2 separate regions of the Homo sapiens genome follow, and region 2 is linked to region 1. Evidence: chromatin loops called from intact Hi-C (ENCODE). Cell type or tissue: endothelial cell of umbilical vein. All regions are shown on one strand. Links, peaks and the distances in the headings refer to the core of each region. The heading gives the core; the rest is flanking DNA.

What was found. Peaks named below come from ENCODE experiments on the same cell type or tissue, not always from the same donor. Only the 100,000 strongest peaks of a DNase experiment are listed, where the experiment ranks them.
Region 2: it touches region 1 in a loop (5-fold over the local background); 2 of 110 quality-filtered maps call a loop at or near these places.

The regions. Positions count from the first base shown.
Region 1 is chr2:37,552,879-37,569,525 of GRCh38, forward strand. It overlaps LINC03063 (long intergenic non-protein coding RNA 3063), which reads left to right and starts at 9,608. Exons shown (of 2, transcript NR_187223.1): 1 at 9,608-9,741. RefSeq lists an enhancer at 5,911-5,960 and cis regulatory regions at 8,639-9,235, 9,393-9,751. In endothelial cell of umbilical vein, for the core only: no CTCF peak of the experiment used is centred there; DNase peaks (open chromatin) are centred at 8,933 and 9,583; H3K27ac peaks cover 2,629 bases.
Region 2 is chr2:37,445,016-37,461,662 of GRCh38, forward strand. No RefSeq gene overlaps it. Among named protein-coding and RNA genes, the nearest start is that of QPCT, 110 kb to the left of the region's middle. In endothelial cell of umbilical vein, for the core only: no CTCF peak of the experiment used is centred there; a DNase peak (open chromatin) is centred at 10,246; H3K27ac peaks cover 3,649 bases.

The DNA of each region.
Region 1 (16,647 bases), core at 6,906-11,905:
GAAAGATGCTATCTTTGAAATGGCTTCTTGGTCTCAAAAGGGATATCAGGATCCCCATGGTACTGGCCTTGAACTAACGGATGATTCCTGGGGACTTGGAATGCTGCTGTACTTCCCTTAGTCAAGGAGTAAGGATTTCTTTGGTTGTGTAATAAGTGGAATTTTTAGTCAAGTGCACCCCATAGTAGGCACAGGGGAGGGGAGAAGGGGAGAGTCTAGTTCTTTAGGGTATAACTGGATTAGGAGTAGTCAACATCTGGCAGAATTTCTACATCAGCTCCCTGACCTATGGTAAGAGCCACTATGGTAGGAAGGGCCAATGAAAAACCTCTGAAACTCCTCCACAGAAAAATTATAAATCAAAAGGGATATTGGACCCCTAGGGAAATAGCATGAGTTTACGTGGTTGTCCAGCCTTCCCGACAATTCTTAAGCTGCCCGGTATCCTTTTTAAAAATTCTTGTTCTGCTGAAATCCTCTGAAGCCAGTTTCATTTGCAGTGCCCTGATACTGCTATATGATTATTTTGCCAATGAATTGTATAATTAAACATAAGAAAAAAAGAAGTTTTATTCTTGGCAGTTGTTATATCAAAGTTAGGTAACTTCACTTTGAACAGAGAAAACTAGCTCCTGTGATAAAATAGTCATGAGCTTCTGCAGGCACTTAGCAGTTTAAGAAGTAGCCAAGAGACGGATTGGACACCACCAACATATTTTACTTATTTGAACAATATGTGTGCACACCCACTTATTGGACCACAGGCAAAAGCCCTGAGGTTTGGTCAAAATCAGAATGCTACATTATGATGGAACAAGAATCTGGGGAAACATAAACAAATCCAAAATCTCTAGGATTGCCCGACTACAAACAAATACTCGAGCTTTACGCTGCCACTCCTGGAAAAATAATAACTGGCTTCTAATAGGCAAATAGTTCTAGGAAGAACAGACATTTGGAAGACACAATTTGCAGAGAGACCAGCAGGCATATATTTAGGGAACCATAAAAGCCTCTCTATAATAAATGCAGTTTAATTTTTTCAAAAGGCAAAATCAAATTATGCTAAAAGAATTAAGATAAAGTCTCTTGCTGCAGAAAAGACACTGTTTATCTTTGCTTGTATGATATTAATTTATATATTCCTGGGTAAAAGCAAAAATTGAGCTACAGAGGTTTTTGGTTAGTTTCTTTGGCTTGTTCGTTTGTTTTAAATCAGTCACCAGCAATTATAGATTCTTTCATATTCACACATTTGTTCATCCAACAGTTTTTTTCAGTGCCTGTCTGTGCTGGGCTCAGGGAAAGCGTGGGATAGGCTGGCATATGAGAAAAACATGGTAAATTTGGGCAACTAAAAGCAGCCGTTGGAGCACAGGAAACATAAAGGGCTACAGATAAGCAAGGATCAGATGATAAAATCCTTTGAGATGGCATTAGAGAAACCTGACATTATACAGTGCACAATGGAAAGACATTACAATCCTTTAATTAAGACATGGATGCAATCAGGTTTGGCTTTTAGAAAGATCACAGCTGCCACATGGAGAATGCCACATGGAGAACTGGAGGGTTCAGGAGTAGGTGCACCCATGTTGCAGGAGCTTAGGAGAAGGAATGGAGGCAATAATTGGAAGGATTCAAGACAAATGTAGGCAGTGAAATTAACAGGAATTTGTTAAGTAAGTATGTGTGTATGGGGGGAGGTATGAGGCCAGATTCTGACTTGAGAAATAAGATTGTTGGTGGTACCAATCTCAATTATAAATTACACAAGAAAAACAGAGTTGGGAGTGGTGTAAATGATGAGTTTGGTGTGTTTTATTCCAAGTGCTTGTGGCACATGAAGGTTGAAATATCCAAAAGGCTGCTGGATACATAAATCACAAAGAAGAGATCTGAGCTGAAGACATGGCCTCTGAAATCATCAGCATCATCCCACTAGTGGCTGAAACCAAGGGTTGATGGGAGAATAGCAAAGCACATAGAAGAGGACCTTGAGGAACAATAAACATAAGGGCTGTGGCTAGAAAGAGGGGACCATAAAGATGACTGAGAATCAGTCAGAACCAGAGATGTCATGGAGGCCGAGGAAAGAGACTTGCAGGAAGGGGTGGGTAACAAGTAAGTTACAGACTGAGAAGTAGCCAATGAATCGAGCAATTAGGCTCTTTTCTGTGAGTTGTTTCTGGGGAAGAGAGTTATGCTGCCTATCATAACAAGGCAGTGTTTCTTCTCCTTTTCTTTCTCCTCTACCATCTCTTCTTTCTCCTTCATCTTTTTCTTCCTCTTCATTCCCTTCTCCTAACCCTCCCCTCCTCCTTACTCTTCTTCGCAGACCCCCCAAATTCTTAAGACCAATGGGAAGTTTAAAAATTCAACTATGTAATTCACATCCTATAGTTGCTTTTGGTGGAAACACTTTCTCTAATATATTCAAGACAGACTTTCTCATCTAAGATAATTTGCCCTGTCATCTGTAGGTGATTATTTGTTCTAGGGACAGAAGAGCTCCTGAATAACAGGAGTATTGGTAGGGAAAGAAAGAAGTCTGTTGCAGTGTTCTAAATGTGGGAGTTGGGGGGGATTCAGACATCAGGTTTCGGGAATAAAGAGTATTTGAGTGTTGATCTGAGAAAGAAGAGGTGAGAGGAAATAGAGGAGATGAGATTAAGAGCCAGGCAACTGAACACGTGCAAAAGGAGGGTGAATGTGCAGAAGTCTAGATCTTGAGAGCAGGGGAGGAAGTTAAGTTTTGAGGTTGCTAGAGCAGAAACACTTGAGCAATAGATGCCAGGCTGGCGGCCGTGGTTGGGTAGAAACCAAAGACCCATGGGCTTTTGCTCCCTGAGGGCACTGACTAAAACTTCTCTCCTCTCACCTAGTTTCTCTTTGATCTTTGCTGTTTGGACTATCCACTACCTCATTTTCAATTTGTTTATTCACTTATTTATTCAAAAAATGCTTGTTGAACGTTTATACGCATTAAGAAGTGGTTGTTGAACATTCACTACGCATTAAGTAGCAGATATACAGATGGAAACATGGCATCCTTGGCCTCAAGCTATGCTGTTTAAAGTAGAAATTGGAAGACCCATGAACAAGCCTTCCCTCTGACTGTGAAAAGTGGTATAGGGGAATTCAGTATAAGTTCTGTGGAGATCCTCAACAGGAGGACACCTATGTCTTTCTGGGCCATCAGAGAAGCCTTCAGAGAGGAATGAACTTCTGTGGATCCTTCTTCACAGTTTCAGGTGCCTCTTACTTTGAGTAGCGTCTGGGATGCCCTTGCCTGGAGAAATGATCTCTCCTGTCTGCTGCTTTCTTTGTCTTACTGAGGCTTTAGGGATTATGTCTCTTGGAATTTTTATGTTGATTTTTTGACCTCTCATTCAGATCTCTCATTTTGGTATTTTGTTCTAGTTCTCTATTAGCAGGTTGCAAGTTTTGGATTAGATGATGTCTGCTCTACACCTACTTCTTGGGTTATTCCATCTCAGGAACTCATTACTTCACAACCAGAGAATGCATATTTCATCGTTTTAAGTTTGTTTCATACTCGTGGTGGTGGTGGGGAATTCTAACCTCCTTGTCTCTGGCCAAACCTAATGACATTGATGATAAAGGACTTGGAAATAATAAATGAAATACGGTCACTCTGTGGACCAGGATAATGTTCTCCTAGGAATGTCTTCCTCAGTTACACACAACAAGAATCTGGCTCTTAGAACTTCAAAATTAAACATCCAAGTCTACTGATAATGGAGCATTTTAAGTTAGAGGAAATAGTATTCTTGGAAACTAACCAAAATAGTTAGAAAATAAAATGGGTTTAGTAGGTGCTTTCAAAGGGTGTACTACAGACATTAGTATAAATGAGCTTGGACAAAAATCCCCTGTCTCTGGTATATGTATGTCACTCCACACTATCCCTTTCTTTCTCGACAAGGAGATTTTGTTATAGAATCTGCCTAATGAGAAAATCAGAAAAAGAAAAGGTGATGTTCTCATTTCAAAACAAAGCTTAAAAATTATATCAATGCATTAACAGAAAGATATGTTAGTGTACTTTAATAGATTTTATGTGATTCATTCACAGCTATGATTTTATTGTGAAACTGATTTCTTCATAAACTGGGTTCCTATGCAGTTTTTCCCAGGAAAATGAAAATGGATGATCAAAATGATAAATACTATAAATTAGTGACAGCCTTCTGGGTAATCAAAAGATTATTTTAAACGTGTAGAAAATGCTAAAATGGGTCTTTTCATCTCTCAATTTCAAGTGAGGCAACAATATGATAGACATTAGACACCAAAGTGGGTGTGAAACAGATTGTCATATGCAGACTTTACAAAAGGAATGCTCAAAGAACAGTTTCATAACTTTGAAACTCTTGAGTGCTTAATTTACTTTGAGAATATAAAAGTGTAAAGAAAGAGGAGACACGCGGGGACATTATCAGCTGATTTTCTGGGGAGAGAATTATGGCTGTCTGTGAGTTTCCACCTCTCTTCCCTACAGGAAAAGAGGGGTGTGGAGGGGCTGTCTTCTAATGTCAGGTTGCAGGAGAGGGAATTTCACGAGGTCATTTGGCAAGTTTTCTGTATACTCCCTTGCAGGGAACTGCAGTTGGAGGGGTCAGGGACTGGTGCCTGGGAAAGCTAAGGAGGCCAGTGGCAGCTAGAAGGAGGTGGTCACTTTGTCTCAGCATTTGTCAGTAGGCGGTAAACACAAATGTTTCCTGTGGACCAGATGTAGAGAGAGATGAGTCCAAACTGTTTTAAGTCTGTGATAGGCAGCTTTCAAAAATGGCCTACCATGATTCCTGTCTTCTGTTATTCATGCCCTTGTGCAATCTCCTCCCTTGGAGTGTACGCTGGACCTAGTGGCTTCTTTCTAATCAAGAGAATATGATAAAAGTGATGGGATGTCTCTTTCATGGTTAGGTTACAAAAGACTGTGATTTCTGTCTTGCTGGGCACTCTATTCCCTTCTCAGCTTGCATGCTTTGGTGAAGCAAGCTGCCATGTTGGAGAGGACTACCTGGCAAAGAACTGAGGGTGACCTCCAGCCAAAAGCCAGGAGGAGCTAAGGCCCTCTGTCCAGAAGTCTGTGAGGAGCTGAATCCTGATATCAACTATGTGAGTGAACTGGGAAGCAGCTCCTTTTCAGTTCAGCCTTGTGATGACTGTGGCCCCAGCTTTGTAAGAGACCCTGAAGCGGAGGACGTATCTAAGCCAGGCCTAGATTCTTGGCCTATAGAAACTGTGAGATAATAAGTGTGGATTGTTTTATTTAATTAATTAATTTATTTGTTTATTGAGACATGGTCTTGCCCTGTCACTCAAACTGGAGTGCAGTGGCACAATCATGGCTCACTATAGCCTTGATCTCCCAGGCTCAAGTGATCCTCCCACCTCAGCCTACTGAGTAGCTGGGACTATAGGCATGTACCACCATACCCAGCTAATTTTAATTTTTTTAAAATATAGTACTAGAAATGAGACCCTGATCTGTTGCCCAGGCTGGTCTCAAACTCCCAGCCTCAAGAGATCCTCCTGCCTTGGCCTTCCAAAGTGTTGGGATTACAGGGATGAGCCACTGGGCCTGGCTGATTGTTTTAAGCCTTAAGTATTAATAGTATGGTAATTTGTTATCCAGCCATAGCTAACGAATACAAATTCCTATCCAAAAGGACACCCTGGGGAATGAGGAAGCTTTAACGGTAAGAGTCTGTGTAGAGTGGACAACTCAATAACCAGTACAGAGTGGGAAACAGCAGCGAGGGGGACAGAACATGTCACTCATGTCAAGGAAGCCCAGCAGAGGAGCCTCTGATGAGCTCTTAGAGGCACCCATGAGAGAAATGATGGATTGTAACATGTATCAGGCCCAAAAAGAGCAAAGCCATAAGCAAAGAAGACTTCCCTTGGCCCTCTTTCCCTTCCTTCATCCCTCATACCACTCTCAGAGGGGCTGAGGCTCTGGTCAGCAAAGAAGAAACAAAGAGGAAGTGAGTAGGTGGCAACCACACCCCTGGGCCCTTCTACAAGTGGTCTGCTTAAAGCAGCTCCCAGATGAGGAAGGAAAGAAGATTTTGCTCTAACTTCAGTTTAGATATTAATATTTGGGGCTAGCCAATTTCTGCTTGTGAATTGAGCTTGCCTTTTGTGACTTAAAATGACCAGAAAAGCCAGCGCTTTCTTTCAGGTACTGAGGAAAATCATCCCCACTGAGGATATATTTAAAGTTGTGTTTTGATATATCACCAACTGTGTTGTTTGACATGCTGGTTACAAATATATTTTAAGTCTTTGAAAATTGGTAGATTAGTTATTCTGTCTATAGCAATGTTCCTAACTATGTCATTCCATTTTCCAATAATTTTAGGCAATAATTTACTATATTATTCTTTATTTTGTTTCTGTACCAGGAACATACCAGAATTCTTTAAAGTTCAGGATACAATCTCTTGGGATTTTTAACATAATGTTTACAAATTAAAATCTGGATGAATGTGTGCACAGAGGTTGTTTAAAGCAGTGAAACTTCTCTGTATGATGCTATAATGATGGATACAAGTAATTATAAATTTTTCAAAACCCACAAACTGTACAATACCAAGAGTGAACCCCAGTGAAAATTATGGGCTTTGGGTGATAATTGATGCAGGTCTATCAGTTGTAATAAATGTACCACTCTGGTGTAGGGTTTTGATAGGCTGTGCATGTGTGGGGGCAGGGAGTATATGTGGACTGTCTGTGCTTTCTGCTCAGTTTTGCTGTAAACCTAAAACTGCTCTAAAAAATAAAGCCATAGCTGAGCATAGTGGCTCCAGCCTGTAATACCAGCACTTTGGGAGGCTGACATGGGTGGGTCGCTTGAGCCTAGGAGTTCCAGACCAGCTTCAGCAACATGGTGAATCCCTGTCTCTACAAAAAATTAAAAAAAATTAGCCAGGCATGGTGGCTTGTGCCTGTAGTCCCAGCTACTCAGGAGGCTGAGGTGGGAGGATCTCTTGAGTCTGGGAGTTTGAGGCTGCAGTGAGCCACGATCACACCACTGTACTCCAGCCTGGGTGATAGAGCGAAACCTTGTCTCAAAACAAAATTAAAATATAAAATAAAATAAAACCATAAAAATAAATTAAGATCGCTCCCTTCTTGGCTGTATATGGGATGTTATTAAATATGTAATAAATTTGTAATATCCTTAGAGAACAAAGAGAAAGAAGCTTATCTTACTATTGAGTTTATTTGGATTCAGCAATGAAAGTAAAGAGAATTGAAATCTCTGAGGGGGAGTACTTAGGAAAAAGTAAACAGAACATAACTAGCCTGACAAAATAGAGGAGAAAAGAGAAAACATTTACACAGTTACAGATGGCATCTTTTAATTAGGTGAAGTGGTAAGCCAGCCCAATGCATTCTCTGTCCTCCTCTGCTCTGTGCCCCAAGAGACTGGCCTCACTGGACTCTATTGCCAAGATCCCTTGCACTTTGGTTTGCAGTTGGATTTGGCTAGTGGAGGAAGGTCACATGGCCACTTGTTGTCACACCCCCTTGCCCTGGCACTGTCTTAAGAGCAGCCATGTTCCTCTATGGTCACAGAGTCTGGAGGGCTTTCTTCTTCTATGGTGGCTGCTCTTACCAAGCTCTGATAATATTATTTCCTGTCCCCTGCCTCTTTAGGCCTAGTGATAGTAGTGGCTTCTTGCCGCTGGTAGTTTTTGGGTTCCTCAACACCCGCCGTGGTTCCCTTAATCCTGGCCACACCTCTGTGAAGGATCCCACCACTAAAAATGTCCTTCAAAATCCCAGCTGAATGTGCTGTTTCTTTCCTGCCAGGATCCTCATTGACACACGAAGGAGCCAATTACGTTACTGAAAGATCCAGAAACTGCAATGAAATAACCTAATCTGGTTAATAGTTTTATTATGTAGAAAGTATTTGCTTTCTACATCTATCCACGTCTTAGAATTATACGACCTGCTTACTTTTGCTTTTTGTATTATTTGACAGCAAGTGCTCCTGTAACCTTCTTTCAAGACCTTTTGATTAGAGGAGATTATTTTCAGTTTTTTGCCAGAGTGGACTCTGAACCATTCTTTCCTTATTGGACTCTTGTCGAGCTGACACTTGCTGTACACATTCCACAAAGGCCTTGAACCTGGCCTCTGACCTCCTGAGATCCTTGGCAGTGGCTACTTTTGTTCCACCTGCACCTAACCATGCCATGTCGGGGGGATTTTATGCTTTGAAGTCTGGATTCAGCAACTCTAAGCTGGCTGTAGGAAATTAATTATATGGAAATAAAGTTGAAACCACAAAATCACCTGCTAACCAAAATTTGCTAAAATGAAATTTCCTTAAAACACCAGTGTTAATTCATTCCTCAGATGCATGCCAGGTGTGACAAATGAATCCTCTATGCTGTGGAGGTTGACAGATTCAGACTTTATGGAAAGAGGAACTATAGCCAATCCCAAACCTGGGTCCTTTCCAGAAAAGAAAGCTGTGCCTTCTGGCACAAGACCAAATTACCCAACCTGGGATCTGTTTGTAGGATTTTGTCTTATTAATTTTTATGGCATTTTGCCTAAAACAAAGGGCACACACAAAAAATCTGTATTTGGTTGATGTTTCAGATGAATGGAAGTTTAAATTAATAGATTAAAATCCATCCTTAGAATTCTAACACCGTCAAGATGTGGCTGGTTAATAGGTAATTTAATGTAGCTAAAAGAATAAAACTTGTTTAAAAACAGGAGGCTCTATTTTCCAAAACAAATTTTGGTGGTCACTAGTGTTAGTTACGAATTTTATCTCTCTTCTTCAGGATTGCATTTCCTGCCTCTTTGAGATTAGGCATGGCCACATGGCTTGCTTTGGCCAATGAAACGTGAGAGAAAGTGTCAGGTGTCAGTCCTGGGTGAAAACTTTATGCATGAGTGTGCTATGAGTCACACTTTCTTTCTTTCTTTCTGATGTTATATCCAGAAAGGCTTGTGATAGTGGCTACTGCATTGGCCTGAATCCCTGAGTAAGGGCCAGGGAAGTAGAGTCCCTGTCAACCCGAGGTGATCATGTAGCATGAATGAGCAATATAGCTTTGTTGTTTGAGGCCAGTGAAATTCTGGGATTATTTTTCCCCCATGTAACTGAGCCCATGCAGGAGTGACAAGTTCCTGATAACCTCATGCTAAAACACAAAAAGAATAGTCTCACAAAAATACTACATGAGGAATACAGTAGTCCCCCCTCATCTCTGGGGGATACATTCCAAGACCCCCTGTGAATGCTTGAAACATGGATAGTACCCAACCCTGTATATGCTATGTTTTTTTCCTATACATACCTACCTATGATAAAGTTTAATTTATAAATTAGGCACAGAGATGAAAAACTAATAAAATACAACAATTATAACAGTATGCTACCATAATCACTCTTGTGCTTTGGGGCCATTATTGAGTAAAATAAGGGTTCCTCAAGACAAGCACTGCAGTACAGTGACAGTTGATCTGATAATCTAGATGGCTACAAAGTGACTAATGGGTGGGGAGGCAGACAGCACGGATCCCCTGAACAAAGGGATGATTCACATCCTTGGTGGGACGGAGCAGGAAGGCTGGAGATTTCATCAAGCTACTCACAGCAGCATGCCATTTAAAATTCATGAATTATTTATTTCTGGAATTTTCCGTTTAATATTTTTGGACCACAATTGACCTCAGGTAACTGAAACTATGGGTAAGGGGGCCTACTATATTATATTTGGGAGTTGCATTTCTGATCAAGGACTAAGCAGCAAATAAACCTAACAATCATACATATGACCTGTAGGTGTTATAGAGAAACAATTTTACTTTAGAGTAGATATATTTATAAAATAGAAATTCAACAGCTATAAAATTTCATTATAATTTAAAAGTCTTTTTTATTTTTTTGAGACAGAGTCTCACTTTGTAACCCAGGCTGGAGTGCAGTGGTACGATCTCAGCTCACTGCAACCTCCACCTCCCGGGTTCAAGTGATTCTCCTGCCTCAGCCTCCTGAGTACCTGGGATTACAGGCATGCGCCATCACAACCAGCTAACTTTTGTATTTTTAGTAGAGATGGGGTTTCACTATGTTGGCCGGGCTGTTCTCGAACTGCTGACCTCAAGTGATCCAGCCACCTCGGCCTCCCAAAGTGCTGGGATTACAGGTATGAGCCACCATGTCAGGACATAATTTAAAATAGTCTTATGCAATGCACACTGATTCTGTAAGAAACCCCAACTATGCTGTGTCATTAGTTTTACCTTCCATAAATAATAGAATTTTAGAAACTTGATTTTGTTGTTGTTGTTTCTTTTTGTTGTTTGCCTTCCTTTCCTGAGCTTTGAGGAGCTCTGGTGGAGAGCAGGGAATGGAGGTGGCAGGAGGGGAAATGAGTTGATGCCTTTTTTATCTTATGACAAATATTCCTGCTAGGTTCTAAAATCATTCAAACTACTCTCAAAATTGCATTTGTCTGTTTCAAGAAGTCATGGCATCCAAATAGTTGAAGACCTCTTTGAGTATTTTCATTCTGCACACTTGTAGGGCGGGGATTCTTGAGTTGGATTTGTCTGGTCCACTTTCTTAGCAGGTTTGTTTTCCTCTTTCTTCTTCCCATTAAACAACAGTGGGTTACATTTAAGGTAAAGAAATTGGATCACAGAGTGTCCGAGGGCTGTGGGAAGGAGGGAGATAGTGGCCTTTGCACGTCTGCTTTGAGGATAATTTTGTGTATTTTTCGAAAAACCGTTCCGTTTATTTTTTAGCACTAGGTGGTAAAGACTTAGTTCCCACAAGCCTCCCTGAGTTGGTTCCTAGTTCTGGCAGCAGTGGCCTCTCAGGAAGTTACTAGAAACTTCAAAACAGCCAAAAGAGAGTCCTGAGTGTTCTTCAGTGAAGTACTAGGTTTAATTTTCCATGGGTTGCCTATTTTAAAACTATGCAGACAAGATTAACTTGTGGATTTTTTCCAAAAGAAGCTGCAAAAAATTTCTGTCTCATGGAAGAATCATCCCTGAAAAGTTTCTTGCCTGGTAAGACATGGACCAGTTATTTTTTTTAAATAGATACCCAGATTCTCAAAATTTTTTTAAAAAATGAGTCCTAACATCTTACTGTTTACCTTATTAATTAGTAAGTTAAATAAAATATATGAGTATTCTTTTTATATTTGTCTGAGAGTCATGATTGCAGCAAAGGCAGGCAGGGAAACTGCATTGTCCATCTTCATGCTGGACCATGGCAGAAATTTAAAGCCAACAAAGCCAAATTAAAAGCTGAATTTAAAGCCAACATTGATATATAATTCACATACCATAAACTTTACCTGTCTTCAGTCTTTTAGGACTGGAAGTAGTTTTCAAATGATCGAAAAACATTCTAGGAAGAGAAAAACTAAGCTATTCGAGGGCAGTTTTGCTCAGTGTCTCAGGACGGTAACATCACCCCTAGGTTTCTGATGGTCGTTGGATTAAGGAAGGTGTTTGTGAATCTTTGTTTCCCATAAATGTCATCAGGGCTCTGCTTCACACAGGGGTTGTATCCAACCAGAGCATTCTGTTTTATTTGGTCTGAGTTTGCTGATGTTCTGTGACAACCAGCTCCGGATGTTTTATAAACAATTAACCTGACAGTTTGATGGATGAGGGTAACATTTGGGTATCATCTGCACTACAATGAAAGACAGATGATTATTTTTGACAGAAACGATCACCACTCACAATGTGGAAATGGTGAAGCCAGATCCCCGAGGCTCACACTGTCTATAGAATTAGGGCCAGATCAAAACCCACTTGAGAGTAGGCCCAATAGCCTGGGTGACGGACCCGATTTGGGCATTGGATGTGAGCTGCAAAGGCACACAATGTGTTTTAGAAAAGCCTATGTTTGCAGTTCCAAATGTGAGTGAAACAAAGAGAAAGAAAGGCAAGTCCAGCTCTGGCAACACTAAAATCAACAGGCCAGCATTGGCCCTGGGATTCATTTTAATTCACAACGTAGTTTTTAATGTTCTTTAAGTTTTGTGTCCTATTTTATTTCTTAATCAATTTTTAAAAATTGGCATATAATTCACATACCATAAACTTCATCTGTTAAAATGTACAATTCAGTGGTTTTTAGTATTTTCGTAGATATGTGCAACCATCACTCTCTTTCCAGAATATCCTTTCCATCACCCCAAAAGGAAAGCCTGTACTCATTAACAGTCATTTTCCCCCAAACCCTGGCAACATGAATCTACTTTCTATCTCTATGGGTTTGCCTATTCTGGAGTTTCATGTAAATGGAATTATCTAATATTGGTATTTTGTGTTTGGCTTAATTGACATAGAATAATGTTTTTGAGGTTCATCCATGTTGTCACGTGTATCAATATTTTATTCCTTTTTATGGCCAAATAATATTCCATCATATGGATAGACCCTATTTTGTTTATCCATTCATCAGCTGATGGACATTGGGCTTGTTTCTACTTTTTGGCTCTTATGAGTAATGCTGCTACAATTATTCATGCACAGGTTTTTGTGTGAGCATATGTTTTTCCATTCTCCTGGGTATATGCCTGGAAGAGAAATTGCAGTATAAATGGTAACTCTATGTTTAACTTTTGAAGGAACTATCCATTAGATTTTTAAATAAATCAGGTGAGTATCAGTGTGTCTTCTCATCTCTGTAAACAATCTGAATTCTTTGGGAAGAAGATGGTGATAGTAGAAAAATGTATAGACCAAGTGGTTTGTGGAATGCAGTGAGTGGGAACTGTCCCTGCAGGTGTCTGAGTCTATGACAGCAGCAGAGATACTGGTTTCTTTTTGGGAGGGAAGCATATCCATGTTGCAGCCAAGGAGCAGGCACATCTGCCACTAGCCAGTGGGGATGGGTGGGATGACTGATTTTTTCCTTTTTTTTTTTTTTTTTTGACGGAGTCTTGCTCTTTCAAACAGGCTAGGGTACAGTGGCACAATCTTGGCTCACTGCAACTTCCACCTCCCAGGTTCAAGCAATTCTCCTGCCTCAGCCTCCCAAGTAGCTGGGCTTACAGGCATGAGCCACCATGCCTGGTTAATTTTTGTATTTTTAGTAGAGATGGGTTTTACCATGTTGGCCAGGCTGGTCTCAAACCCTTGACCTCAGGTGATCTGCCCACCTTGGCCTCCCAAACTGCTAGGATTACAGGCGTGAGCCACTATGCCCAGTCAATATTCCCATTTTTTTAAATAAAACATCAGCCAATCCAGAGAAATACATTTTGTACCTACTATGTATGTTGCACACTGTGCGATTGCTCTGAAGGGTACTAAGAAGTATAACACAATGACCTTGGCTCTCTAGGACTGGATAGCTTAGTCCTGGGAACCAGATACACACGTCCTGCAAAAATGTCTTAACCAAATATCAAGTCGTATAGTATAGATTATAGGTTTTCTAGGGAACAGAGCATTCAGTGTGGGCTGTGAATATATGTGGGGGTCCCATATTCATAGTTTCCTCCAGGAAAGGGTAATGTGAAACTAAACTGGGTCTAATTGTACATATGTGATTCATCTTGGAATGGAAGAAGCATCTACTTTGCTTCCTTTTCCTCCCCCAGGCACTGTCTGTCCCCAAATTCATAAGACCAATGAACCCTGCTGGGACAACGATAGGATTTGTTTTGATCACATGGTAATTTTGAGCAAGAGGGCCTGGAAGACATATGGGCCTTGTTCCAATGTTCTATGAAGAGCAACGTGTCCCCTGGGCGAGTCACCCGACCTTCTAGACTCTGGCCATAGAAAAAAGTGGGCTTTTCTGGACACCAGATGCCTCCATGATTTGATTTCTTTTTGGTATATGACTCACATGGAATGATTTTAAAAATTGCTGTGGACCAAGTAGTGTTTCTGTCCTTTTCTGCAGCTGAATCTGGGCACATGAAGATGAAGCTGAATCAGTATTTTTTCTACACTTAATTCAATTCAGCACAGCAGGATCTGGATGAGGCAGGAAATGAGGAAGCAGAGGAACCCAGGGTGAATGTGAGAGACGAAAGTTCTGGTTCAGCTTAAAGTTAAACCAACACAAGGGTTAGATGGGGCATTGTGTAAATCAGCATTTTGTTTCTGAATCAGAGACAGAGACATTTTGGGTAACAGAGATAGGAGACATTTGAGCTGCTTAGGGGAGTTTTGTTCTAAGGTCATACTTGAATTTCTTAGAAATCAGAGTTCCTATCATTTTCCCAAAGAACACAGTGAGGATTTGGCCTCCTAGTCATTACTGATCAATTTAATACCATGTTAACAGTAGTATAGCAGTTTTGCAAAAAAAGGAGGAAAAATCCCAGAGTTCTTTGGATTTAATAACATATAGTAATTTAGAGCAGATACATTTAATACCAGTGTTCAAGGCTAGCTACATATGGCATGGAAAATATGTTTTAAGTTGGTCAAATCCAACACATTGGAAAATAAGTGAATCAGCTATAAATCTCTGAGAAAGGCAAAGCCATAGGGGTGGACCTCCAGTTTGTTGGAGGTTTCACATGGAGTGGCCCCCAAGTCACTAGAGTTTGAGGTTCCTTTTGCATGTCTGGAAAGGCCTTTGAAAATCAAGCATGAGAACTATTTTATGAGAGCTTACTATGTGAGCCAGGCACCATTTTGAGTATTTTCCATGTATTAATTCCTTTAATCCTCAAAACAATTCTATAAGCATGGTGGATGCAAGTTACTCTCAAATCATTCAGAAAAAAAATTTAAAAAACAGAGAGAGGGAAAGAAAGAGAAGGAGAAAGCAAGTGGGGAAAATGCTACACAGGAGGAATGTGAATAAAGAATAAATAGGGCTGGGTGCATTGGCTCGCACCTGCAATCCCAACACTTTGGGAAGGTGATGCGCAGGTGGGTCACTTGAGCCTGGAAGTTTGAGACTAGTCTGGACAAATGGTGAAAGCCCAACTCTACAAAAAATACAAAAATTAGCTGGATGTGGTGGCATGTGCCTGTGGTCCCAGCTACTCTGGATGCTGAGGTGGGAGGATTGCTTGAGCCCCAAATGTCGAGGCTTCAGTGAGCCAAGATCGTACCACCACTCTCCAACCTGGGCAACAGAGTGAGACCCTGTCTCCAAAAAAAAAATTAAAGAATAAAAATGAGGAAATAGGATTTCTTTGTACTAATCTAGCTCTAAGTTTGAAACTATATCAAAATAAACACTTAACAAAAGTACCCCTATGAAGAAGATGTTATTCTCATTTTAGAGATGAAAAAACTGAGGCACAGAGAAGTTAAGTAACTTGCTTTTGGCCCCCTGATACCAAGTGGTGGAGCTCGGATTCTAGATCATGGTTCAGGGAGGTTGATAGGGAAAGAAACACAGATATAGAAATACTATTAGTTGTTCAAGGGGTTATTTTGATCTTTGTTGACAACTTCATACTACAGACCGAATATTTGTGTCACCACCCCAACCCCAAATTTACAGATTAAAATTCTCACCCCCAATATGATGGTATTTGGAGCCCTTGGAGGTGATTAGGGCATGAAGGTGAAACCCTCTTGAATGGAATTAGAGAGCCCTCACTTCTTCCACCATGTGAGAACACAGTGAGATGACGGCCATCTGTGAACTAGGAAGAAGCCCCTCATCAGATGGCAAATCCTCTGGCATCCTGATCTTGGACTTCTCAGCCTCTAGAACTGTGAGAAATATATTTGTTGTTTATAGGTAACCCAATTTACAGTATGTTGTAAAAGAAGCTCTAACAGACAAAGTCACCCCGGAAGCATAATTTTGGTCTTGTCACCAAGCTTAGCATTTGGGTGCTTGGGCAAATCTAGTGGAGAGGCAGGCAGGCTACAGGAAGTGGAAACTATGAGAGCCAGGAGGTGCCTAAGATATCATCTGATTGATTGCTCTGCGAAGTGTGGTCCTTGCACTGCTGCTGGCCCAGACACTGTTACCTTTTTTTGGCCAGATAAGTACAGAAAGTATGGGTAAGCATTTAGAATTCTTATAGAAATTTGACATTGCTGCACCTTCCAAACATCATTCTTCTGGTAATTCATTTTTTTATTGTATTTCACAAAAACACAGTCTACAATAGATTGGGGTGGGGGGAAGAAAGGAAAAATGTGTTCCTTCATTACACATTTAGTTTGAGAAGCAGTGGTCTAGTCATATTCTATTTACAGGTGAGACAACCAAGGCTTGGAGAAGTATTCTGAGAGCTGTTTCAAGGTCTCATAATTATACAGTGGGAGAAGAGGATCTAGAACTGGGTCTTCTGCTTCTAGCTCTGGTGCCTAGCAATCTTTAAGGGATGCCATTCCTACTGAGCCATCACATTCTAGGCAGCCATAAGGGCAGCCTAGGATCCATCTCTCCTTTATCTGCAAGTTGCCCCTGGGTACCAAAATAGGAGCCAGAGCTCTGGCTAAAGACTGCCCATATCAGTCTTTGTTGGATTCAAGCTCTGGGGTTAGGGAGAGAGGACATCTCTCTGGGAACATTGCTGCTGACATCTCATTGTTCCCTGCCTTTACTGCTCACTTGCTAGTTATTACTTGGAAAAGATTGATCACTGGTGAGAAGAAATAGGAATTCAGGTTATTAGG
Region 2 (16,647 bases), core at 7,262-12,261, 110 kb before region 1:
ATTTTGCAAAAATATGGCAATCTTTCTTTGCTCTAAACTTATAAAATTTTAATGAATTTGTGCATTCTTACATTCTAGGTATTTTCAGGAATTAAAGGAGATTATCCATTTATTAAAGAGGCATTTTATGTGTTTTTTAAATGAGTTACTATTTGATGTTTGCAATGCCCTGGCAACACATAGGCATTGTACTATTTCCCGCCCAAAGTTACTTGATTAGAATAATAATATTGTTTTTCCTCATAGTAGCTGTCTTCTGTCATTCTTCTTTGTAATCAATAACTAGATCACAGTAGAGAAAAAATGCTTTGAAACAGAACATTGATTTGGAACCTGTTTTTAATGTGAGAATTCAGGTCATTCAACACAGCTAGGCAGTTTTATTTTTTTTGTAAATCCATTTGATAAATTGCCACTTTATGCTTAAATAGACAAGCTTTCGTCCACTCTTCTTCAGTTTTTATGAAATCAGTTTAATGTAGTGAAAAAAAAATCAGGGGCTTTGGGTTCATACCGGCTTCAGCTGGAATTCTGGCTGTACTGTGTCCAAACTGCATGATTTGGGAAAGGTTACTTTTCTGAGCCTCAATTTATTTATCTGTACAATCAGAATAATATCAAGGATGAAGGGAATGACATTTGTAAAAGAAAATGACAAACTAGTATAGAGCTTGAATCTGAGTTGGTTAAATGTTTCTAATAATGTATACTATGCTATAACCATTGTTGTTTTCCTGTACTAGGGGCTTGGTATTCCTCTGGACTGAATTAGAAGCCAGGAGGCTTAGAGTCCAGCCTAAGTTTGGCTGTTACCTGGCTGACATGATCCTGAGCCTGTTCATCCTCATCTGTAACATGAGGAGGTTAGAGGAGATGACTAAGGCTTCTTCCAGCTCTGAATGGGGATTTTGAGTAAAAATCTTACTTTGCACCGTCACACGTGTGGCAGGTGTTATGGCCATGTCAGAGCTGAGACTGGGTTGGAATTAGCAACGCCCTCCTTAAAGAGTCTCTGTGTTTGAGGCTGATCAGTCTTCTGTCCTAGGAAGCTGGCAGAGTGCAGGGGCTGGGGGAGGCACTTTTTTTTCAGAAGTAATTTATAAATTGATACATACTAATTATACATATTTATGGGGGTACATATGATATTTTGATACATATATACCATGTGTAATGACCAAGTCAGGGTGATTAGGATATTTGTCACCTCGAACATTTACTATTTCTTTGTGCTAGGGACACTCCAAATCTTCTAGCTATTTCAAAATACACAATAATAGTCACCCTACTGTGCTATCGAGCTCTAGAACATATTCCTTTTATTTAATTGTATTTTTGTACCTATTAACTAACCTGTTTTCATCTCACCCTCTCTCCTACCCTTCCCAGCCCCTGGTATTTATCATTCTACTCCCTACCTCCATGAGATCAACTTTTTTTTAGCTTTAACGTATGAGTGAAAACACCTGATATTTGTCTTTCTGTGCCTGCCTTATTTTACTTAACATAATGACCTTCAGTTCTATCCATGTTATTGCAAATGACAGGAGTTCATTCTTTTTTAGGTGGCTGAATAATATTCAATTGTATACATATACCATGTTTTATTTATCCATTTATTCATTGATGGACACAGGTTGGTTTTGTTTCTTAGCTATTGTGAATAGTGCTGCAATAAACATAGAAGGCAGATATGTCTTCCATATCTTGATCTCCTTTCTTTTGGATAGATACCTGGCAGTGGGATGGCTGGAAAATATGGTAGACCTGTTTTTAATTTCTTGAGGAACCTTTGTACCATGTTCCGTAATGGCTGTGCTAATTTGCAATCCCACCAATCATGTACGAGCATTCCCTTTCTCTACATCCTTGCCAGCACTTGTTATTTTCTGTCTTTTTCTTAATAGCTATTTTAACTGCAATGAGATGACATCTCATTGTGGTTTTGATTTGCCTTCTCCTGTGAGTAGTGATGTTGAGCATTTGCTCATATATATCTGTTGGGTATTCGTATGTCTTCTTTTGAGAAATGTCTATTCAGATCATTTGCTCATTTTAAAATCGGATTATTTTGGGGTTTTTTTTTTGCAACTGAATTTTTCTTAACATCTCAACTATCAGGGAATGAGACTTAACCAAATTTTCTGCTTTGCTTGGAGCCCAAGAGTCTTGTGGGAAAAACAAGAGAACTCTGTCCATTTTTGTAATTTTAATATGTACTGCACTTTCTGAGGTACTTGCGGGGCGGCGGGCGGTGGCGGGGGGGTGGGGGGGTGGTGGGTGGGTCTAAAGGAAGCCAGAATGAAGACAGAGACAAAACATTTATTTAGAAAAAAAATCTCTTTTTGTGAGGAAGAATTTTGGCAGGTTGAGCCGAACTGAGCAGCAGGGGCTAAATATTAGAGTTCAGATAGGACGTGAGGCTGTGCTTATCAACCCAACATGGCCTTTAGTCCCCAAATCCCCTTGCACAACCACCAGGCCCCCTTCCCAGCTCTGCAATGCCTGCCCACTCTATCCACTCTATGGGGAACGGGGCTTTGTACAGAGGAGAGAACCAGAGGGGTTCAGCAGCTCTGCTGTGGCAGGCTCTTCTGCAAGAGTTCTGATGAGAGGCAGCAGGTGTTGTCCAACTGGCTAGAGATGGAGAGCAGCCGAGCTACATAGCTTAGAGGAGACTACTTGGCCTGGAGGGGTTAGTGGCCTGTGGGTGATGGAGTAAAAATGGTCAACAGGGCAGGGAGGCAGAAGGCAGGTGGAGACCATATCGTATATGTGACAATCTCCACCTTTCTTTATGACTTCTAGGGGAATTGATCCAAAGACCCACCAATTGGTGGACATTTGGGTTACAGCCCTGAAAATTCTTTGAACTGGTTGGGAAAAGGAAATTCAAAAAGGTACTGGACTTCCAGCTAATAAGTAGGTGTGTGGGTATGGGTGGAGGAGGATGTCAGGGCTGGGGGTGGTTTTGTATTGACTATTTGGATCTGGGATCTTATTTGTAACCTCTCTATACTTATTGGCTACTCTCACTTTGAATGTACTGGTTGTCCCCAGTATTTAGAATCATGACTTGCTGCTGTTACCTTATAGTTTAGCTTGTCTTATGGCAAGTGCTTGATGCCTGCTGTGTGCAAAAGCCTGCACTAAGTGCTGTGGAGGACGTTGTCCTGCTCTTGGCTACTCACTGTCCACACAGTCTGGCCTCATGATCCTTCCTCTTCATGAGGAAAAGTGCTTCCTCCATCCTTGGATATTTCTCTGCAGATAACACAAGTGGTAGACTAGAACATTTCCAAAATATTATTTTTTATTGTAAAATATCATTTTATATGAGAAAAGTTAAAATTTTCATTTTAACTTTTATATGAGAAAATATAAAATGTCATTTTATATGAGAAAAGAAAACACTTTCGCTCAGAGATCATCACTGTCAATTTGATATAAATTCTTAGAGTCTCCTTTTAATGCATATTTATCTTTCAACAAACATTGAGTCAATTGCATTTACAAAATGAATCACTCTGTGTATATGGTTTTGGAACTTGCTTTTTCATGCAACAATACATTGTGAATAGTTTTCCATGGATAGACAGAAAATCATTCCTCAGCTGGGTCTTGCAAATGACCTGGAGCTTTTATTTTTGTGGATGCTCTCTTTAATTAAAACTTGAGTTCCATATATGGATCTTTTCCTTCCATCCCTAAATTTGCATATTCCAAGAAGCCCATTTGTTAAAAATTATGAACGGAAGGATTGAAGGAAGAGAAATCCTTCTTTCCATTTAAGAACCACATAAAAATGCTCTGAATGTATATTTGACATTATCATCTGCTTCACAGATTTCTTTGGCTGGTATCCATTTAAATTGTTTTACTCTGTGCCACATGGGCTCTGTGAAGCTATCAGCTGGTCTTCACTGGGGAGATGTGGCAGAAGAGAACTGAGAGGTGGTAGAAGGTGGGAGGTGGGGGCAAGGAGAGTCATTGAGAGTAACCAACACTTGTTCCTGATCCAGGGCCTGGGGTTCACGGAAATGTCAGCATCACTCTAGTGAGGACTCATGCACTGAGAAGATTTTCTTTGGAGGCAAATTTGCCTTTATCTTCAAACCAAACAAAATCGAAATGGCCAAATGCAGGCTTTTCTTTTCTGGGGGCAATGTTTTCTGCAGAATATTAATAGGCGTTAGGAACAAAAAAAGGGTTCTGTGGTAAAGCAAATTTGGAAAATGCTGTATTTTACATAAACCTGTTTCTTCAATGCAGGACTTCTCAGAAACTTTAGCATGCTAATATGCACTCTGACCAAGAGAAGGAATCTGTCAACTTTCCCCAAACTCACACACTCTCATTCTCTTGATTTTGGGTATCTGTATATTAACAACTTTGGAAAATGCCAGTCCTGGAAGTATAGACTTCTATTGATACTGAAGTCAGGAAAAACAAAAGTGGTTCCGTTTTGTATTTAGGGTTGAGATGTTAGCCTGTAACTTGTCCTTCTTGGGGTTACTTCAGTCAAAAGCTACCTTCTAATGGGAGGTGGGTGTGACAGAAGTCGTTCTTGGGGATTTTAAGTAACAAATGCTAAGCTGAAATGCTTTTCTGAGAAATCTTTGAGCAGAGCTGGTTCTTTCCTTAGACCGCTTACAAAGTTTGCAAAATAACAGGTGTTGGCTGAGAGATGAAAAGTGTGTTTATAGGTCTCAGTATTTTCCTTCTTATATCCCTCAAACCTTTCACCTTTATAAGGGCTGTCATCCTGGAATGAGACCCAGGCAGCCTTCCTTCCTGGACGCCAGCTGAAGGATCTCTAGTTGCCATCCACGCCCTGCCTCCCCTTCTTGGAGCTGGTGATTTACTGCTGTAGTCTGAACGTTGGAGAATGTTCTTAATGAGCCTTACGACTGGGGGCTGTGCTTGGAGCTGCCTCTAACCACAACTATTCTTAGTAAAAAAAAAAAAAAAAAAAATTACCAGAAAACTAAGACCCCAGAAGAGGACCTCTGATGGGATGGTGGGTGTTTGAAAAAAAGAGGCAGGGTAGCATTCCTGGTTATCCGTAAATTAAAACAAACAAAGGCATATCACATCCAACTGTAGTCAATTGCTCCTATAAGAGAAGGAGTGTAATTCAAAGAGGTTTATGTATTTTGGCGGAGGATGGAGTGTGTGTGGGAGTTTGAAAGCATAGAATAACATGACCAGGAACTAGCTCCAGTGGCTGGGCAGCTCGTGCTTGCTCACTGCATCCGGCTAATGTACCTGGAGCCAATCTTTTTTTGCCTCCTTTATCCCTATTTGATCTCTTCCATGTCTGAGGCACCAAGGGGTGTTGGAAGAAAGGCTGCATGTTTCTGAGATAACATCTTATGTTTTCACAATTAGGAACCATTTTAAAGCATAGTTGAATATTGTACTCTTACTCTCGCTTTTTTTTTTTTTTTTTTTGACAAGGTCTCACTCTTGACCAGGCTAGAGGGCTGCGACATGATCATAGCTCTCTGCCGCCTCGAACTCCTAAGCTCAGGCAATCCTCCTTAGTAGTTGGGTCTACAGGTGCATGCCACTGTGCTTGGCTATTTACTTTTTGTAGAGTTGAGGGTCTTGCTATGTTGTCCAGGCTAGTCTCAAACTCTTCAGCTCAAGTAATCCTCCTGCCTTGACCTCCCACAGTGTTGAGGTCATACATGTGAGCCATGGTGCCTAGTTCTATCTTATTCTTATACCAAGCCTGTGAGCAAACATAGGATTTATCTCCATTATATATATATAAGACAGTAAAACATAGAGACGTTAAGATCTTATGCCTGAAATTATAAAGCAAGTTAATGGCAGAGCCAGAGGGGACTTGCCTTTCCAGTTAGGGGGCCCAGGCTTTTCTAATCTAGGACTCTCTGGGTTGCTACACTAACTTCCTGTGCTTTAACATTTCAAATGAAAAAGGACTGAGTTTTGGTCACAATGATCCACTTACTGCAAGTTGAATCAAAATCATTAAATGTGTTTATTAGAACACTTTTTTTGAGTCACCTTTCAGCTCCAGGGCTTAGGTTAGGATTGTGAAAATAAATGAAGACCCCTCAAATTAGAACAAGCAAAGGCTACTTACACATAACTCGCTCTCATGAGGGAGTCAGTCACCATCACTCATATTTGGCAGAGACTCCAAGGCAGGCAGAGGAGCAGGAAAGTTTCATGGTAGAACAAGGCGAAGACCTTAAGTACACCTTGATGAGGCTATTAGCATGGGGAAGTTACAGGTGGGCTAACTGAAGTGGGCATCCCATGTGATTAGTTAAGGGTGCTTATTTGGTTTTCTCCAGCTGGTCCTAAATTGGAAGTGGGAACAAAAATGAGGGAAGCAGTGAGTATCAAGTGTCGAGTCCTGGCCCTTTTGGATCAATTGCTATAGGGATTATTGTCTGGCTTTCTGGACTGGTTACTACAAAGAGTAGGTTGGCTTCCTGCACTGGTTGCTGCAGGTTATGGGTTACAGTTTTGTTGTTGTTGTTGTGGTTGCTTTTTGAGACACAGTCCCACTCTGTTGCCCAGGCTGGAGTGCAGTGGCTCGATCTCGGCTCACTGCAACCTCTGCCACCCTGGTTGAAGGGATTCTTCTGTCTCAGCCTCCCGAGTAGCTGGGATTACAAGCTCCTGTCACCTTGCCCGGCTAATTTTTGTATTTTTAGTAGACGTGGGGTTTTACCATCTTGGCCAGGCTGATCTTGAACTCCTGACCTCGTGATCCACCTGCCTCGGCCTTCCAAAGTGCTGGGATTACAGGCGTGAGCCACTGCGCCGGCCTACGGTTTTATTTATGTATATATTCTAGCCATTGTCCCTTTGTATATTCAGCTTCTCAGGATTGAGAGGGAGTGAAGGAATAGGGAGGGGATCTGGGAAGTGCATGGAAGTGAGGGTTCTGGCACCACCTGGGGGGTTAACACTTTGCCCCTACTTTTTTGGTCAGGCACTGTTGGTGGTTATCAGGAGATAGAAGGGGTTGAGAAATACTCCTGTAGTCTTAATATCCTCTCTCTTGCTTAATTTCATTTCATTTGACATTATTAGTTTCTGTTGTTTGACTTTTTTTTTTTTTTTTTTTTTTTCAAAGCGATGAGGTCTTGTTATGTTGCCCAGGCTGGTCTCCAACTCCTAGGCTCAAGCTACCCTCCCGCCTTGGCCTCACAAGTGACTGGGACTACAGGCGCACACCACCATGTCTGACTGAGAATGACTTTAATGCAGTAGACTACTGCTTATCATTTCCAAAGCAGTGAACTTTCAGATGCTATTAGCTAATGTGGACCCAGACCTCTGCCACCTGGTCCTGGATACTCTGGGTATTTCTCAATTCTGGTTCCTTGAAGAGATTCTACTTTGCAGGAATTGGAGAAGGTTTCTAAAAGGAAGGGACATAAGAAAGAAATTTTGAAGAATGGATGGCTTTTGGGGCAAGTTAAAAATGTGCTGGAAAGTGGAAAAGGCAGGGAAATAGGAGCAGTATGGGCAAATGTATGAAGTAGAAATATGTATTCACGGAATGGCAGATAGCCTGGTATAGGAATGCGATTGGTTTGGGGTGAGATTGGAGGGACCTTGAATGTCATTCCTAGGAGCTTGGGTTTTATATGTGTTGGAAGGCTTAGTGTTTTGAATAGGATCTGAAATCCAGCCCATCTCTACAAAATACAAAAAAATTTAGCCGGGTATGGTGGCGCACCTGTAGTCCCAAGTACTCAGGAGGTTGAAGTGAGAGAGAGTTGATTGTGCCCAGGAGTTTGAGGCTGCAGGGAGCCATGAACACACCACTGCACTCCAACCTGGGCAATACAGCAAGACCCTGTCTCCAAAAAGAAAAAAAAAAAAGATCAAAGTTGCATATTTAGGACGATTACCATGGCAAAAGAGTGTATGTTGACTTTGAAGAACCAGACGAGGTTGCAAGTGGTGGAAACTGATCTTAACTGCTTTCCATAATGAATAAGTAAATTTTAACAGAAATTAACACATCTTTTGAAAGGCAGCTGTCAATATACTTCCAATTGAATGTTTTGGGGACATCCAGCTTTCATATGGGTATAAATCATGAACCCACCCCAGATCCCACATGGAAATTCTGAAGCTATTCCTCAGGCTTAGCTGTGAGCCTGGGTGGAGTCATCAGTAGTCAATTTTAAAATGTTGCTGATAACAGGAAAGGCTAAGGGGGAGGAGCTATGAGAAGTGAAGGCAGGAAGTACAGGGAGCCAAGAAAGACAACTTGGTTTGTGTGGCAAACGGTAGCAGGGTATAGAATGAATGATTATACGGCAAAACAAGAGGAGAAACTTCAAATTATTCTGTTATAATGTGTCCTCACAAACCTTGGATTCTGTTTTTTTTTTTTTTTTTGTGATGGAGTCTCACTGTTGTTACCCAGTCTGGAGTGCAATGGTGCAATCCCAGTTCACTGCAACCTCCACCTCCTGGGTTCAAGCGATTCTTCTGCCTCATCCTCCCGTGTAGCTGGGACTACAGATGCGCACCACCACGCCCTGCTAATTTTTGTATCTTTTTTTTTTTTTTTTTTTTAGTAAAGACGGGGTTTTGCCATGTTGGCCAGGCTGGTCTCGAACTCCTAACCTCAGGTGATCCGCCCACCTTGGCCTCCCAAAGGGCTGTGATTACAGGCTTGAGCCACCGCACCCGGCCTAAATTCTTTTTTTAAAAAATTTTAAATTATGTCAAAATTTGACTAAATCTGTATTGACCGAAAATCTAGCTTTTTGGAACAAATGCTTAATATTAGATTATTTACTTGTCAGTGTTCTAAAAGGCTTCAAATAAGTGCATAATCTTTGACGTGATGCATGAATTAATCTTACTGAAACTATCAGATGAGTTTTCAAAGAAGTGTACATGAAGATGCTTATTATTTATAATGGTGAAAAAATGGACACAACAGGAAAATAATTAAATACATTATGATATATTTAAGCAATGGCATGCAATGCAGCCTTTAAGATGATATGACTATATGTTGACTTGGAAAGACATCCATGGCATGCTAAGGTTTTTTTTTATTATTATACTTTAAGTTTTAGGGTACATGTGCACAATGTGTTGGTTAGTTACATATGTATACATGTGCCATGCTGGTGTGCTGCACCCATTAATTCGTCATTTAGCATTAGGTATATCTCCCAGTGCTATCCCTCCCCCTTCCCCGCACCCCACAACAGTCCCCAGAGTGTGATGTTCCCCTTCCTGTGGCCATGTGTTCTCATTCATGGCATGCTAAGTTTTAAAGAAAGGAGGTATCCAAACTTTGGATATAATATGTTCCCATTTTTGTACTTTAAATATGTAAATATTCTTATATATAAACATCTGGAAGGCTACATAGCAAATGCTAACAGTGGTTTGATCTAAGCTATTTGACACAGGCTTCTCTATTTTCTTCTTTAAATTTCCCCTTATTTTCCGAAAAAAAAGTTTTTGCCATGAGAAAATAGAAATTCATTTTACAAGTTTACTTCTGTTAAAAGAAATAAAATGGTTAATTCTCGTGGAACATCTTTGGAATAAAAAGAGTGTTTACTCTTTAATAAACATATCTACATATTTATAAATATACAAATATTTATAAATTATATTAGTGTATATGTAGTATATGTGCGTTTGGGTTCCAGTGGCTAAATATACATGTCTATTTATATAAAGGCTATATATGCATAGTCTAGGAAATCTAGAAAATATGCTTTTTTGATGTGGTCAAATTTTCTTTTGTAAAAAGATTAAGTGACTCTGCATAATGGTGTGTTTTTTCCCTTAGAAATTCTAGTCCTTTCCAGGTGGGAAAAATCACTGCCTCGGCTCTGGATCTTTCAACCAAGGCTTGGAGAGTGGTTGCATAGCAACTACTGTTGGCGTAAATGACCAGTCTTGGTTCTCTGGGGGATGATATTGACTTGCACAATAAAATGATGCATTCAGATACTTTGCCAGCTATAATAGGATAAAAGAGCTAGGACCTTTTAGGAGCCATTTGAAAAAAGACTTGGTAAAATGGAGAGCTTCAGTTTGTTCCGTTGGAAATGATGAATCAAATACAGGACAGCTTTGAACAATGAAATTCAACAATGCAAATTCCTCAGGAAAGGAATCATTTCCCTTCTTTTCATCAACATTCATTAAGTTCCTACCAGGTACCAAGCTCTGTACTAGTTGCTAGGGATATAGTAATGATAACAAGCAGTCTCTACCATTTGGGAGCTTACAGGACAGTAGGAAAAACACAAAAGCTAATAACTCTAATACCTGATGCTAAGTGATCAAAGTATATGGGAGGATGTTATGGGACACAGAGAAAGCATATCCAGTGCTACCTTGGGATTGTTCAATAAGCCTTTCTTGAGCAGTGACTGTGTGTTTTGACATGGGGCTACAAAGATGAAAGAGACTTGGCGCCTGGCCATAAGGATTTAAAACCTGACAGAAGAGACATATAAACAATTCAATCTAATACAATGTGGTAAATGCTCAGCTAGCAGAGGGATTAAAGTATGAGAGCACAGAGGTAGAGATTAATGAATGATTTAATGCCTACTTAATACTCTATTGTTTGCAAAACCCTTAAACATACGTGATCTCATTTGATGTTTATGAACAGGTAGGATTTATCTTTCTCTTATTGATGAAGAAACTCAGGCTCAAAGATGTTGTGATTTGTCTAAGGTTGGTGTCATAGTCTGCTTGAACTGTTGTGATAAAATAAGACAGACTGGGTTACTTAAACAATAAAAATGTATTTTTTTACAGTTCTGGAGGCCAAAAGTCCCAGATCAAGGTCATATGGAGCTGGTTCCAGGTAAGGGTTCTCTTCCTGGCTTGCAGATGGCTACCTTCTGTTTGTGTCCTCACATGGTGGAGAAGGAGAGACAGTGAGCAAGCTCTCTAGTATCTCTTCTTATAGGGACATTAATCCTATGTGACCAGAGCCCCATCTTTTTGATCTTATTTAACTTTACTTCCAGGGAGGCCCCATGTCCAAATAGAGCCGTGCTGAGAGGTTAGGGCTTCAAAATAGGAATTTTTGGCGAACACAGACACTCAACGCATAAGAGTTGGGCTATGTACTTGGGGCTTCAGCCAATAAATCGGGTGTGTCTGTGTGTGTGTGTGTGTGTGTGTGTGTGTGTGTGTGTGCTTGTGTATTTCCTTCACCATATTAGATCTATGAGGCATTTTCTCCCAATGTGATGAATCTGTGACTCCCTCTTAACATTGAAGACATAAACAGGTCTGACATTTTGGGTCTCTGGCTACTCTTCCTTTCCCAGCTTATCTTTAGGACTTGCTGACATGCAGTCCTTTCTACAGTGCTCTCCTTGGGCTTATGCACAGTCCATCTGTACCCATTTAGGTCTTGTCACTTGGAATCTTCAGTTGTAAGGAGATCATGACCTGGAAGCTAGTTCTGTTTAAAAAGAATTGGGTGCCTGGGGCAGGTCCCCATTGCCCTATCCAGGATGAGACTGCAGCCTGCTCCAGGACCATTTAGAGAAGTAGGAAGGAGGTGGTAGAGGTAGCCAAGGCAGCAGCCAGGACTTACAGGGCTGGGAAGGGCATTTTGCCCAACAGCAGCAGCTGCCGTTACATGTTGGGCTTCCTGTCTTCTTACCCTCCCAATCAAGGAGCACAGCAAATGCTTCTTCCTGCCTGTGTGGGGCTGATGTGCCCACTTCCTGGCTTCCTCCAGCCTTGTGATCTTCAATCTTTGCTGCACATTCAAATTACTAGGGGGACATTTAAATACTATTAATGCTCACCTTATCCCCAGAGATTCTGATTTAACTGGAGTGGGACTTAGGGTCTCTAGTTTTTGAAAGCTCCTCAAGCGATCTCAACATGTTGCCAAGGATGAAAATTGGACACATTCCGTCTGCCCCGTTTTCAAGGGGGTGGGGCATATGCTGTGATTCCCAGGCTTCTACAGCCTCATCCAATTTGATTCTCTCAAGACCTGTGGGATAGAAGGTATCATGACCTTAGAGATGAAAGCCTGAGACTGCATTTGGCCTGTGAGCTGGGAGGGGTCTGTTAGTAGGCAGAAGGTTTAGGTAGAAACAAAGGCCAGACTTGCTATAAGGAAATCAGGAAGGAATGATATTGTTTTCTTGCTTTTTAAGGCAGACAGGATTTCATTCATTTGTTCATTGAACAATATTTATTGAACAGCTCCTCCATGCCAAGTGCTGCACCAGGGGATGGGTTAAGACGTAGCCCTTGACACGTGGCACCCTCTGGGGCTCAGCCTTGGGTAGCGATTCTTTGGAGAAGTGTGCATTGTCAGAGCATTGTGGAACTGGAAAAGACACTGCCAGGGACAGTTTTCTTCGCCTACATGACTCATATACTGAAAGAATGAAACTAATTTCTTCTTCCATTTAAAATTAAGCCTAGTCAGAATTTGTAATCTTGCTGGGATGTAAGTTTACAAGCCATAGCAAGGGATAATCATGGCAAATTTGAACTATGGCTTGATGACCAGGAAGAGAGAACATATCGCGCTAGACCCACGAATTCCACTGACGGCTCTGACACCCACGAAGTCCATCCATCTCTGTGCAGGGACATTCCACTAAACAAAGCCAATTGATATCTCACATTCTGAAGATTTTTCAAATATTATTACTAAGGCATTTTCCCTTGTTTTGTTTTAATTCAAGTGGGTTTTTATTTGAGACTTAGAGGTCATAAGTTTTATATCCTCAGGCTCGATTTAAAACCTGGCCACAACAGATAGTAAACAGCGGTCTCATTTTCTTGTAACAATAGTTCATGACATTGTGGTAAGAAACTACACTTGGCAGCTGAACATAACAAAAAACGCATGGTCTTTGGAGTTGAACTGGCCCAAATACGAATCCTGTTCTGTCATTTACTTTGTTGGGATCCAGGGCAAGTTACTTAAGCATTTTAAGCCTCTGTTTCTTCATTTTCAAAATGGGTATAGCAATGTGAAAGAGTATATATATGCCTTAAACAGTGGCTAGTATGTAATTGGTTTTTGAAAAATATTCCTTTCTCCATGTGTAATGACATGACACGTGGCACATCTCAGGACCCTGGTTTAAGGAGATGTGAAGCACATAGAAGGTCTTAGTTGAAATTTTGCATTGGAAAAGGAGATCTTATAATCTCCACCATGAATTATAAATATCTAAGGAAGAGAAACAGTGTGTTTCTTATGCTTGCAAATTGCCTTTAATCTTGTATGCTTGTGAATAGTTGAATGACAGGCAGACACAACGGCTTTACGTTCAAGTGACAAGACAAACAATAATACCTGTCAATAGAGACTTACCTCTGTGCCATACACTTTACATATCTTATTATTATTTTTTAAAGACAGAGTCTTGCTCTGTTGCCCAGGCTGGAGTGCAGTGACATGTTCACAGCTCACTGCAGTCCTGACCTCCTGGTCTCAAGCAATCCTCCCACCTCAGCCTCCTGAGTAGCTGGAACCACAGGCAAGCGCCACCACGCCCAGCTGATTTATTTTTATTTTTGTAGAGATGAGGTCTCACTATGTTGCCCAGGCTGGTCTCAAATTCCTGGGCTCAAGTGATCTTCCTGCCTCAGCCTCCCAAAGTGCTATTTTATCCTCATAATAACTTTTAAGAGAGGTGTTATCTCTATTTGCAAATAAGGAAACTAAACAGTAGTCAGGTTAATTGTCTTTCCCAAAGTTACACAACCAGTGGTAGAGGTGGGATTTTAAGCCAAAAATTGTCAGTAAATCATTGTAGATGGTGGCTATCATATTAAGAAGGCTATTTCTTGACTAAGCTCGGTCATGAGATTAGCATTCCAGTACCAACATGCTGGACACTTGCTGAATAGATGAACACATAGAATCAGTGCCTGCAAGCAGGGTGTGCCTAGTTATCCAGCAGGATGATTTCCTGGATGAGGGTTCGAGCCAAGTGAATGGGGTAATGGCCCCTAACAAACCCAGGGCCCTTGGGTCAGTGGCATCTACAATGCAATGATTACATGCTAATAATTTCAGTATTTGCATTATAGTTCAGGAAATAGAAGAACAAGTCTTTTCTTATTGCTTTGCCTTTGTTGGACATTTTGGTTGAGTACAATTTTTCCTTATCACCTTCTGAATACTTTCTGAAATACTTTCAACTGCAATTCGACTTTCAGTCTTTGCAAGTGTATCCATTGGGTGATATGTATGGTGTTATGACATTTATGTTCTAATGACACATAAGGGCTTCCAGATTTGTAGTAAGTCTAGAATTCATCTCCAGTGACTACACTGAGCAAAAACAGAATATGCACTTTGTAATGATAAAAATTCTTAGTAATGGTTCTGTAATTAGCCTAATGATTTCAACAACTGATCTTTAATATGCATGAGCTTAATTCCTGTTAAGAGCAGAAATCTCAGATTCCTCTCAAGGTCTCCCTTCATACTTATCTTCAGTAATTTAATAAATGTGTATGAGTCTATAGTTGCTCATGTTTTCTCCATTTATATGCATTTATCTGGGTCAGCATGTGGTTAGAGTGATGACATACAAAGGAAATTCAGGCCTCTTGTCTCAGAGCCAGAGGCCTGTATAAACATTCCTGTGTCTGAGATTTGGGGGTTGGAGAAGGTCTCTGGACCTGTCCCCTCAAAATGTCAGGAGCTTACTGCATCTCCCAAAAGGATAGTGCCTAGAAAATGTAGACTTTGTTGATAAAAAATACATAGTGATCATTACATTGACATTTGAAGTATCTGGTTCTTTTCAGATTAGGCAGATGATAGTAAAAGGTCATTGGTGGTGTTGATGAAGGAGAGAGTGGTTGATGAGTAGGATATTAATAATGGCCCTTTACTGAGGCAAGCAAACAGAACCTAACAGACAATATATAGGCAAATACTGTTAAAAACACGGCGACACAAAAACTCACAGGGCTCCACAGAAATACAAGCAAAAACAAACTCCAGACCTCTTGGCTTAACATAATTCCAGAAAAGACCCAGTAAGGATCTGGATAAAGTGTCCATGGCCAAGAGGAACTGAAAAAGTCAGATTCCAGGGGTCCTCACATTTCTGGTTTCCCATTAGATTTTATCTCCCATCTCAAGCAGTAGGATCTGGCAAGAGGGATACAAAAGACTCTGCAATTCAACTTTCAGAAGAGCTGGGGGAAGAAGCAAGGCCATGCCTCTCTGTTAGTAATCCTCTGTGCTTTAGACCACAGTGTGAGAATTTGGAGGTGAGAGGGCAAAAGGAGGTTGCAGCAGGAATCTTGGCCTGGGATCAGTTTGAGGGAGTTTTGCATAAAGGTATTTACTTTGGGAAGATAATATTAGCTCAATTATTTCCCATGGAAACTGGAAAATAAACTCCCACTTTAAACTAAACACATGCACATACTTAGTTTCTGTTTGCACTCTTTCCCTGACTAGTGAGTGAGAAAGGTCTGTGTGTGTGTGTCTGTGTGTGTGTGTGTGTGTGTGTGTGTGTGTGTGTGAGTGTGTATGCTTCTTTGTGGCCCTATTTTTGCTTTGCTTCAACTTATTTCGTCATTTCATGCTTGCTGCCTAGCAGACATGGATGGGTGGATTTTGATCAGAGTTAAAGGCAGTTTGCCCACTATCTGCCATGGTGGGACTTATGCCTGCCAGTCGGTAGGCCTCCCTGAAGTTCATCTTGTCTTGTCAAAATGCTGATGCATCAAGATTGATGTGTTTTGAGTAGGAATTATTTTTCAAAGCCTTGTTTGGGCCAGTTCTGGTCTGGTGCCATGTCTTACATAGTGTATATCATGAATCTTCACTGAGAAAGAAACAAGCCTGTGTTTCTGAAGTGTCCTTCAGCTTAGGTTTGCCCATACACTTTTGGTAAAATTCCTTTTCCAGAAGCCTCAGAGTGAGTCCAGGATACAGAAAAAGAGGAGTGTATCATGCTTGTGGGTTTAACAGTTTATCTGTCACCACCTCCTCCCCACCCCATGAAAAGGCCAAGCTGTCTCACTGGGGATAATTTAATGCCACTCTTCTAGGATAACAGAGAGTCACTTAATGCATGTATTTAGTCAGTCTTTGAAGTAAAGGAAGGTGTGTCGATTTCTGTGTAGAAGCGGTATGCCCAAAGGAGTGGAGTGGTTCTACTCCTCCTCCTTCACCTCCTCCTTCCATTAATTTTGAGCACTGCATAAAGCATGGTATTATTGAGGATGTTGCTGGGGATGTTGTTCCATTTATTTTTACTACATATCAAATCACTGCATAGTTTTTGTAGGTTAGAAAGTTGTAAAGGGCTGTGATGAGTGGTTCTGGAAGGGTGTGTCTCCTGCAGGAACCTATAGGAGCTTGGGTCTGGCTTGGCATCTCTCTCTCTCTCTCCATGTAGTCTCAGGGTATCTCCATGTGATCTTTCCATTTGGGATAATTTGGGCTTCCTCACAACGTGGTGGCTTCGGGGAGGTAGACTGTTAAATGATAAATCAGGGCTTCAGCGCTAGTGCACCAGTGAACTAGGGGGAGGCATCAACTTTCCTAACAGCCTTGGAAATCATGTAGTATTACGTCTGTTGCATTCTGTTGGTTCTAAGCAAGTCAGTGTACTCAGAGATAAGGAAAAT